Linked DNA regions of Homo sapiens: regions 2 and 3 are each linked to region 1. Evidence: chromatin contacts called from ENCODE Hi-C or POLR2A ChIA-PET data. All regions are on one chromosome and are shown on one strand. The core of a region is the stretch at or near the end of the contact, and the rest is flanking DNA. Distances in the headings are between cores, read along the strand shown. Region 1 holds the start of TP53I13 (tumor protein p53 inducible protein 13). Region 2 holds the start of GOSR1 (golgi SNAP receptor complex member 1). Region 3 holds the start of ALDOC (aldolase, fructose-bisphosphate C).

Region 1 (2,700 bases), core at 85-2,584:
TCGGGAGGCTGTGGCATAAGAATTGCTTGAACCTGGAGGCAGAGGTTGCAGTGAGTGCCACTGCACTCCAGCCTGGGCAACAGAGTGAGATTCCATTTCAAATAATAATAATAATAAGTATTTCAAAGGAAAATTCAGAGGAGCTGGCGATGAAGATGGAGATGCTACCACGCAAGCTGAGCCCGCAGTGTGGAGCCTGGCAACTGGAGGCACACTCCTTGCACGATGCAGCTCTGTACTGTACACGGTGCTGGCACATACCCTCCCTCGCTGCTCACAGGTAGAGACAGAATTAATACCCTCTCCTACAGAAAGCTGGGGCCCACAAAGTCAGGAGACTTCCCGCTGTCTCCTCAGGGAGCTGGAGCCTGGGTTTTTTCCAGCTACTCTCAGAGAGAGTTCCACTCACAGCCACTTGTCCACAGAGCCAGCTACCCAACAGCATCCTGACACAGCATTGCAGATGACAGGCCTATGGCTCACTGTCTTTGAGCCATCTGTCCTGGGGCTGATCTGTCCTGGGCTTGGAGGTGGGGCAGAGAACTAGAACCCTGCCTCTGCCTGAGGGAAGTGGTAAGGAATGGGGCCGATCAGCAGAACAGGCAGCGAAGCCTGCTAGGAGCGCCTGTCTCCAGGCGTGGACACCAAGGGTGGTGGGCCCCTGCTTGTACTCACCTGCCCTGGGCTCACTCGTGTGTAGGTCACTCTTGGTGACACCTATACATGGGGAAAGAACAGAGCTTAGGGCAGTTGGGGGACTCCGTGTGTGTGTGGTGGGGAGGGGACGGCAGGCCCCAAGCGCCAGGCTGGGATGGAGAAGTTGGCTACTGAGGACTGAGGAACCGGCAGAGGTCCTCAGATGGTGACTGTGGAGGGTGCGGCGAGAACAGAGCGGGACTGGGCTAGCCTTTCACATCCCTCTCTCCCTGGGCCCTCCAGGGCTCCTACCTGCGGAGGCAGAGGCCACAGGCTCTCGGGACAATGGGCTCCCGCCTCCTCCGCCGGTCCAGCCATCACCTGTGGGTCCAAAGCGAAGAGTTGGGGCGCTGGACGCGGCGAGGCCCTGCCCTCTCTCTCCCCAGGCCCAGCCCGCCAGCGGAAGAACTCCGCGTCCCCCTCGGCGCGCCACTCCTTCCAGGACGAACTTTTGGCAAAGCGCTTTGAGCTCGCGGGCCGAGGCCTTCCCAGGAGCGGGTCACCTTACCTCGCTGGGACCCAGGAGCCTCGCGAGGGCTGCCAGGAGAAGCAGTTGGGGCGAAGGCGGAGGAGGCGCCATTCCAAGCGGCCCCGGGCCCGGCCCGCCGCCCAGCCGCTCCGCCAGCGAGGGAGCGCGCGCGCCCCGCCCCTCCAGCCCCAGCGCCCCCGCGCCGCCCGCGCCGCCCGCGCGTCCGTTGGCCCTGGGCTCGCGCGCGCCCCTCCCCAGACAGTGGGCCCCCGGTATCGCCCCGCCCCAATGCCCGCCCACAGCAGCGGAGTGTGCGCGCACGCGTCTTAAACCCGAAGCCGGAAAAGTTAAGTGTAGGAACCGGGTCAGCGCGCAAGGCTCAGTAGGGCAGGCGGGGGGCCCCTTTCCTCGTCCGGGGATTCGTCTCAGCAGGTCCCTGCAGTCTGTAGAGCAGCTGCACAGCTGCAGCGCCTGGATGAGATCGTGGAGCGGAGTGTAAGGCCGGAAATGGAATCCCTGTGGACCGGGTGGCCCAGGCTGGGGAGACGGGTACACTCCCCTGGCAAACCCGCTTCAGATTTGTCGGTGTGACCTGCAATGAGAAGAGGGGCAGAATCATGAAGTCAGGAAGAGCTGCTGAAGGGAGAGGGTCCCACCTCTGGAGCTTCGCCGTCGGCCCACCCCGCTCCCGCCCTCGCAAATAGGGTCCAACGCGGAGGAGCCTCGGGAGGTGTCTCCGCTCCCCAAACTCTCCAAACCCAGAAGCCCCGGGAGGCCGGAGCTAGCCGAGAGGCTGCTGTCTTCCCCACCTCCGCCGTCGCCCAGCGGTGGCAGGCGCGCGTCTAGAAAGAGATTGGTCGCCGCGAGATGGGGACGCCACAGGCCTCACCCCCAGGAGGTGCGCTGGCCGGCCCGCCCCGCAGCGGGGCGCTGGTTCTGGTTCCCTCTCCAGGATTTGGGGGGGAAACGTGGGTAGAGAGCGAGGGTCGAGATGCCTATCCCAAAGCTTGGAAACAGCGAGAACGTGTTATTTCCGTGGTCTCCCATGCACCCCGGTTTACGAGGCGTTCCTTGTAGGTCGGACGGGCATCCCTGTCGCAGGGCGCCTGAGTGTGTCCTTTTCTCCGACTGACTCTCGGAGGCTTGGGGCTGCTGTTTCTGGGGAAGCCACTCCCGGGCTGAGGATTTCCTTGATGTGGAGCCCCGAGCTCGCGGGGACGGGGGCGAGGAGTCCACGGGACCCGCACTGATGCAGGCGGGGAAGCAGCAGCCTCCCGCCAGCGGCTCAAGACGCCGCGCTCGACCTCTCTAGCCCAGTGCCGGACCCCGCCCAGCCAAGTTATTGCGGGGTTGCGGGGCCGGGCGGGGGAGAGCAGGGCCGCCCGAGGGCAGAGCGCGCGCGCGGCCGCCGCCCCACGGGGTCCCGGGAGCCGGCGCCCGGAGCTGCGACTTACTCACCTCTCCCTTCTGCTTCTTTTCATCGGCCTCTGAGGGCGCAGCGCCCAGGGTCTGGCGGAAGACCCTGATGACAGTCG
Region 2 (2,700 bases), core at 164-2,663, 910 kb before region 1:
CACTTTGGGAGGCAGAGGCGGGCGGATCACGAGGTCAGGAGATCAAGAACATCCTGGCCAACATGGTGAAACCCCGTCTCTACTAAAAATACAAAAATTAGCCAGGCGTGGTGGCATGCATCTGTAGTCCCAGCTACTAAGGAGGCTGAGACAGGAGAATCGCTTGAACGCAGGAGGCGGAGGCTGCAGTGAGCCGAGATCGATAGCGCCACCGCACTCCAGCCTGGGCGACATAGCGAGTCTCCAAAAAAAAAAAAAAAAAAGTTTTCTAGCTGGTACACACATTTCAAATGGGCATTGTAATACATGTTTTAAACTATAAGCACGCTTTTCTGTGATTGGAATAATTGTCTTCTCTAGTAGGAAACATAAGTAAAAGCATTTTGAAAGTATGATAGGCAAATCTGGATAAATTTAGAATTGAGTTTCTTAGACCAAGGGGCTGATAGTGACAATACTGTGGTTTCTAGAGGCTTCAGTGTATAGCAATAAAAACAGGTCAAAGGAATTTGGAAAGTAGTTTCTATGCGGCTGTAAAGCAAAGAGACAGTTGGGAGAAAAAGGTGAGCTTTCTCTGCTCTTGTTGATCATCATAATCCACGAATGAGTTTTATGTAAGCTCACTTTATCCGACTATAGTTTCAGGAATTAAACAAATGCATTTGTCAAATCACAGGAAGGTTTTTTTGGTGGGAGAAGTATAGCAAATGTAACTGCAATTCACACAGGTTCTCTCAACTTTTTCAATAAAACCGATTCTAGACTCTAGAGCAGAAGGGTAAGTTATTTTCTCCTCCTTCAAACACCCAGTCCTGGAAGTCCCCAACCTGTAGTTGTCATGGAGACCCAATAAGAGACATTCTGTCTCCTATTCTCTTCATACTTCCTCCGACGGACCGGAATGCAAGTTCCTCCTTCTCTTTTCCCACTCAGTTTTCCAATAGTGACCTCAGCTCCAATGCGCTGACTCCTCCAGTCTCCGGGGCTCTGGATCTTCTCCCTCAACATTCGTTTCCTCTCAGAGTTCGTACCCCAAGCCCCTTCGTCCGAGTTCCATTACTCCCTCAACACAATTCTACCCAGGCGATTGAGAGCCCTCTTCCTCTACATCCCCGCTCTGTCCACTCTGCCCAACCCCTGCCCCACGTCCCGCTCACACGCCCCGGCCAGGCCAGACCCCTACCCCAGACCGTTCGGTATCCCCAAGGCCCCGGGGATCCCACTTAGGCAAGCCCCGCTGCTCAGCTCGGCCGCTCCGGGAGTCTGGTTCTTTCCTGTGCTGCTTCTCCCAAGATCTGTCCTCACTCAGCCCCTCTCACCCTCGTAGGACGCACCCGGAGGCCTTCTCGCCCTCACCTTCCCAGTAACTGCTGGTCCCTGCCGCCATCTTTGTCGTCCAACGTCAGCCGGGATAGGGGAGCAGAGGCGATGCAGGCCGGAAAGTCACCATGGTGCGTGTTTCCGCCTTGAGAGCCAGGGCCGACGGGATGCGAGCCTCCGCGGACACTGCCACCTGCTGATCAATTCGTTATCTTACAGCTTTTAAGTAGCGAGAGAGAAAAAACTTCGGCTTTAGCTCCTGTCTTTCATTCCCGCTTTCTGCGCCCCAAACCATCATCATCTCCCTCATCTCGGCTTATCCTTTCTCTCAGCAGGTGCCTACTTGACTGGGAGGAGAATCATCCTCAGGCAACTCCCTCAATTTCCCTCACCTTGTCTCTAATTTGTATCTTCAGCCAATTTCTTCCTTTCTCAGACATAGAGACCCTTTCTTCCCAGAGCCATTTCCTTCATCCTACCTCCCCGCCTGTGCTCCATCATCCACGTTCTTTGGCGTATGCGCTCTTCTCCACTGGCTGCTTTCCTTGTCTACAGCAGTTCTAGTCCCAGCCCTCTTTGTCCTTGTCAGCCGCCACATCTAGAAAGAGTGAGCTAACTGCTTCTACATGCTCTCGGCCTGAGCCCTCAACCTGATAAAATCTGCTGTCCAAACCCACACTTTATAGATACATAAATTATCACAGTCTACCGGTGCTGACTTAATTCTAGTGAAGTGTAGAAACCTTAATTCCTGTAAAGTTCTTTCCCCCACTCATTTATAATATAGTTGTTTTTAAGTATTTCCTCTGCATTCATTGAGGAGAACCACATCAGTGTTACAATATTTGCTTCAAGGGTCAGGCATAAGTTAGAGAATTCAAGAGAAGAGGAAAGCTTACTTGATTTATGCATATTTTACTCTTCTTCGTTCCTAGTGTCCCAAGATTCCTTTTTCTAATCGTTTCCTTTCTGTTTCAAGAATTTCCCTCAGCCATTTTTTTTTTAAAGAGTAGATCAGCTGGTGACAAATTCTATTAGTTTTTCTTCATCTGAGAATGTCTTGATTTCCCTTCATTCTTGGGGGATCGGATATTGTTGCCAGATATACAATCTGAAGTTGACAATTTCTTTCTTCAGCACTTGAAAAATGTGCCAATTCCTTCTGGCCTCCATAGTTTCAGATAAGAAATTGACTAAAATTGGAATTGTTTTTCCACTGTAGCTAAAATACATTTTCTCTCTCACTGCTTTCAAGAACTGTTCTTTAGTTTTCAGAAGTTATGATGTGCCTTGGTGTAGATTTCTTTGGATTTATCCTGTTTGGGATATCCTCAGCTTCTTGATTCTGACATTTATGTCTTCTGCCAAATTTGGGGGATT
Region 3 (2,700 bases), core at 62-2,561, 990 kb after region 1:
ATGCCATTCCAGGGCCATTTCCTACCATCGTTAACAAATGCCCCGCCATGTTTCCCCTGTCCTACCAAGTTTGCTCTTTTATGCATAGGACTTATAAAATCTGTTTGCTTTCTAGAGAAATATCCTAGAGGAGAACCTTCGGCGCTCTGACAAGGAGTTAGAAAAACTAGATGACATTGTTCAGCATATTTATAAGGTATAGGCAGGAGGGAGGTGATATCACTAATGAACCTGGTACAAGGCCTGGCCCCAGGAGGTACTAATGAGCACAGATCTGGTTCCCAGCCTGTGCTGAGAGCTGGGCCTGAATCACTATTGCAGGCTTCTCTGTGGTGTCTGTTTTCTCCCCTCTAATTCAGCGGCTGCCTCCTGGGGCTGGGAGCCCTGGGCCTTAAGTCTGTGGTCCTGAGCTGCGTTTTCTGCCTCTCTTCCCAGACCCTGCTCTCTATTCCAGAGGTGGTGAGGGGATGCAAAGAACTACAGGGATTGCTGGAATTTCTGAGCTAAGAAACTGAAAGCCAGAATCTGCTTCACCTCTTTTTACCTGCAATACCCCCTTACCCCAATACCAAGACCAACTGGCATAGAGCCAACTGAGATAAATGCTATTTAAATAAAGTGTATTTAATGAATTTCTCCAAGCTTACGGAATCTTACTTTTTGGGTGAGAGGGGGCGGATGATGAAGTCAGGGAAGAAGCAGCTTGGGCCTCCTGCCTGGGCACCCTCCATAGATCCCTCTCCACCTCCTGCTGCATCCAAAGCCAAGGCTGCCTGCCCTTCCTCCCTTCCTCTGCTTTCACCAAAACTCTGGGCACTGGACTGCTTGTTCCCTGGCTCACCGCCTGGAGGAAACAGAAAGGCTTCATTCTCTTACTTTCCCCAGCCCCCTCGGGGGTATACCCTGGCAAATATGGGGGTGAGGACAGAGAAGCTCAGTTCATTACTTCCTGCCCTGAACTTGGGCACCTTGAAGATGCTTCTGCCCCACCTACTCAACCTGTTGTTACTGTTCTGGTGCCTCCTCTTCACCAGACTAAGCTTAATCCCCAGCATCCAGCAAGTGCCCGGCACGTGGTAAAGGGATTGTGGCAGAAATGAACGCAAGGTCATGGCCAGGCTCCCCGAGGTGGGAGGGCAGTCCCTAACAGCCACGGATGCCTGGCGGGGCGCTCACTCCACCTCGCCGCCCCGCCTCTGAGGGCGTGGTCTTGCCCCGGACACCAGTCCTGGGGAGGGGGTGTGGTCAGGGCGGGGCATGCAGGCCACGCCCCCGGAGGAGTCACGTAGCTCTGCGACATCCGCAGCCTCATTTACCAGAGGGAGCCAGGGCTGCAGCCTCATCTGTTTGCGGATCAGAACCCGAGCTGTGCTTGTGGCTGCGGCTGCTAACTGGCTGCGCACAGGTAAGGCCAGGCAAGGCGGGAGCCACTCAACATCTCCGCTTCATTTCCTTGGCTCTTCCCCTGCCATCCTCGTCCTGCTACCTGGGACTCCGGGATGTGCCCTTTCGACCCTTTCCTAACATCTTTGCTCCTTTCCGCGTACTTGAAACCCCATGGCTCAACCTCTTCTGTTCTATCCCTCTTCAGCTCTCCCAGCTGGACCTCAGCTTTTCCAATCCCAAATCCTCCTCTACTTGTTGGATTTTTCCTTGGAGTCTGTCTCTCCTACCCAGAGCATTTCCTTCTCAGCCTGCTCCCTCTCCTCCTAGGCTAGGTCCTCTCTCCAGTTCTCCCGCCTTCTCTGCCCCCCGGTCTAGGTCTCTCCCGCTGACTGGTTAGCCTGCATCACCACTAGCTCCCCTCAGTCTCATCTCTCTCTCAGGCTCTCTACTCCTTTCAGCCTTGGTCCTCTGCCCTCCCGTCTGGGTGTCTGAGTTGTGGGGAATTGAAGTGCTTCCTATTGCTATCCTCCTGCCAAACAGGTGAAGTGCTTCCTGGGCACAGAGATGACCCGGAGGTGTCACTAGCCCTAGTCTCCACACACTAACACAGCTGACCCGCTGGGCCCTCTTTCCTACATCACTGCAGCCCCACTGGGGCCAACCTCTGGTACTGGGTGGGAATAGGCAATAGGCATAGGCAGGCAGGTTTGGAGTACAGAAAAGGAGAAGCTGCAGGAGCCTGTGACTGGTATTTGTGCCACTCCTACTCCCTACCTGTTCTTCCAACCTTTTCCTCTAGAAGCTGAGAGAAGAGGGTGGCAATAAGTACTTTTGCCTCATTCTGAAGCCTTGGAAGTAAGTACACTTTCCCTAGGGGTCCTGTGGAGGATGAGAAAAGGGAAGCTGGAAAGGCCAGGACTTTTGCCTACCTCAACAAGGGACCAAGTTCAGTGAAAGAAGGGTTGGCATCCTTGATTGGGCAGCAGATTTATCAGAAGAGCTGTGGCTTCAGGGCTGCTCACCTCCCCACCCCCACCCTGCATCTTTCCCCAGGGCTGGGAAGGATGCCTACCAGGGACAAAAGGAGATGTGGGAACTGGAGCCCTAAGCTTGCTAGCTGTCAGAAGGACTGGTGCCACTTGATGCCCAGGACTCATGCCAAGGACTGCTGCCCTGTTCCCAGCCCCTTGCTTGATGGGGAGGCCATTTGGCCCATCTGGCCAGGAGAGGCAGCAGAGGGTGAGGTCTGGCTTTTTTATCTTGTCTCCACTCCAGGGAGCTGTCACCATGCCTCACTCGTACCCAGCCCTTTCT

What was found. Hi-C counts contacts between places; a loop is a spot of excess contacts on that map. ChIA-PET counts read pairs that join two places held with the same protein, here RNA polymerase II (POLR2A). Pooled maps may share reads with other maps.
Region 2: a loop to region 1 is called in a map of CD4-positive, alpha-beta T cell, with 3 times the contacts of the local background. The contact joins the promoter of GOSR1 here to the promoter of TP53I13 in region 1. A Hi-C loop is called at or near these places in 2 of 168 maps with a recorded cell type or tissue (CD4-positive, alpha-beta T cell and heart left ventricle) and 6 of 50 pooled maps. POLR2A ChIA-PET finds 5 or more read pairs at or near these places in 1 of 52 experiments (H1).
Region 3: a pooled map shows a loop between it and region 1 (4-fold over the local background). The contact joins the promoter of ALDOC here to the promoter of TP53I13 in region 1. A Hi-C loop is called at or near these places in 4 of 50 pooled maps.

What each region holds. Positions count from the first base shown.
Region 1 is chr17:29,567,335-29,570,034 of GRCh38, reverse strand. It overlaps TP53I13 (tumor protein p53 inducible protein 13), which reads right to left and starts at 1,334. Exons shown (of 7, transcript NM_138349.4): 1 at 1,205-1,334; 2 at 949-1,017; 3 at 676-717. The coding sequence starts at 1,276. RefSeq lists enhancers at 294-794, 1,878-1,927 and silencers at 1,098-1,457, 2,458-2,700.
Region 2 is chr17:30,476,121-30,478,820 of GRCh38, reverse strand. It overlaps GOSR1 (golgi SNAP receptor complex member 1), which reads right to left and starts at 1,413. Exons shown (of 9, transcript NM_001007025.2): 1 at 1,357-1,413. The coding sequence starts at 1,387. RefSeq lists enhancers at 1,150-1,369, 1,520-1,669.
Region 3 is chr17:28,575,506-28,578,205 of GRCh38, reverse strand. ALDOC (aldolase, fructose-bisphosphate C) reads left to right here and starts at 1,311. Exons shown (of 9, transcript NM_005165.3): 1 at 1,311-1,405; 2 at 2,662-2,700. The coding sequence starts at 2,674. SPAG5 (sperm associated antigen 5) reads left to right here. Exons shown (of 24, transcript NM_006461.4): 23 at 116-196; 24 at 436-632. The coding sequence ends at 507. RefSeq lists an enhancer at 909-1,088 and a silencer at 1,139-1,378.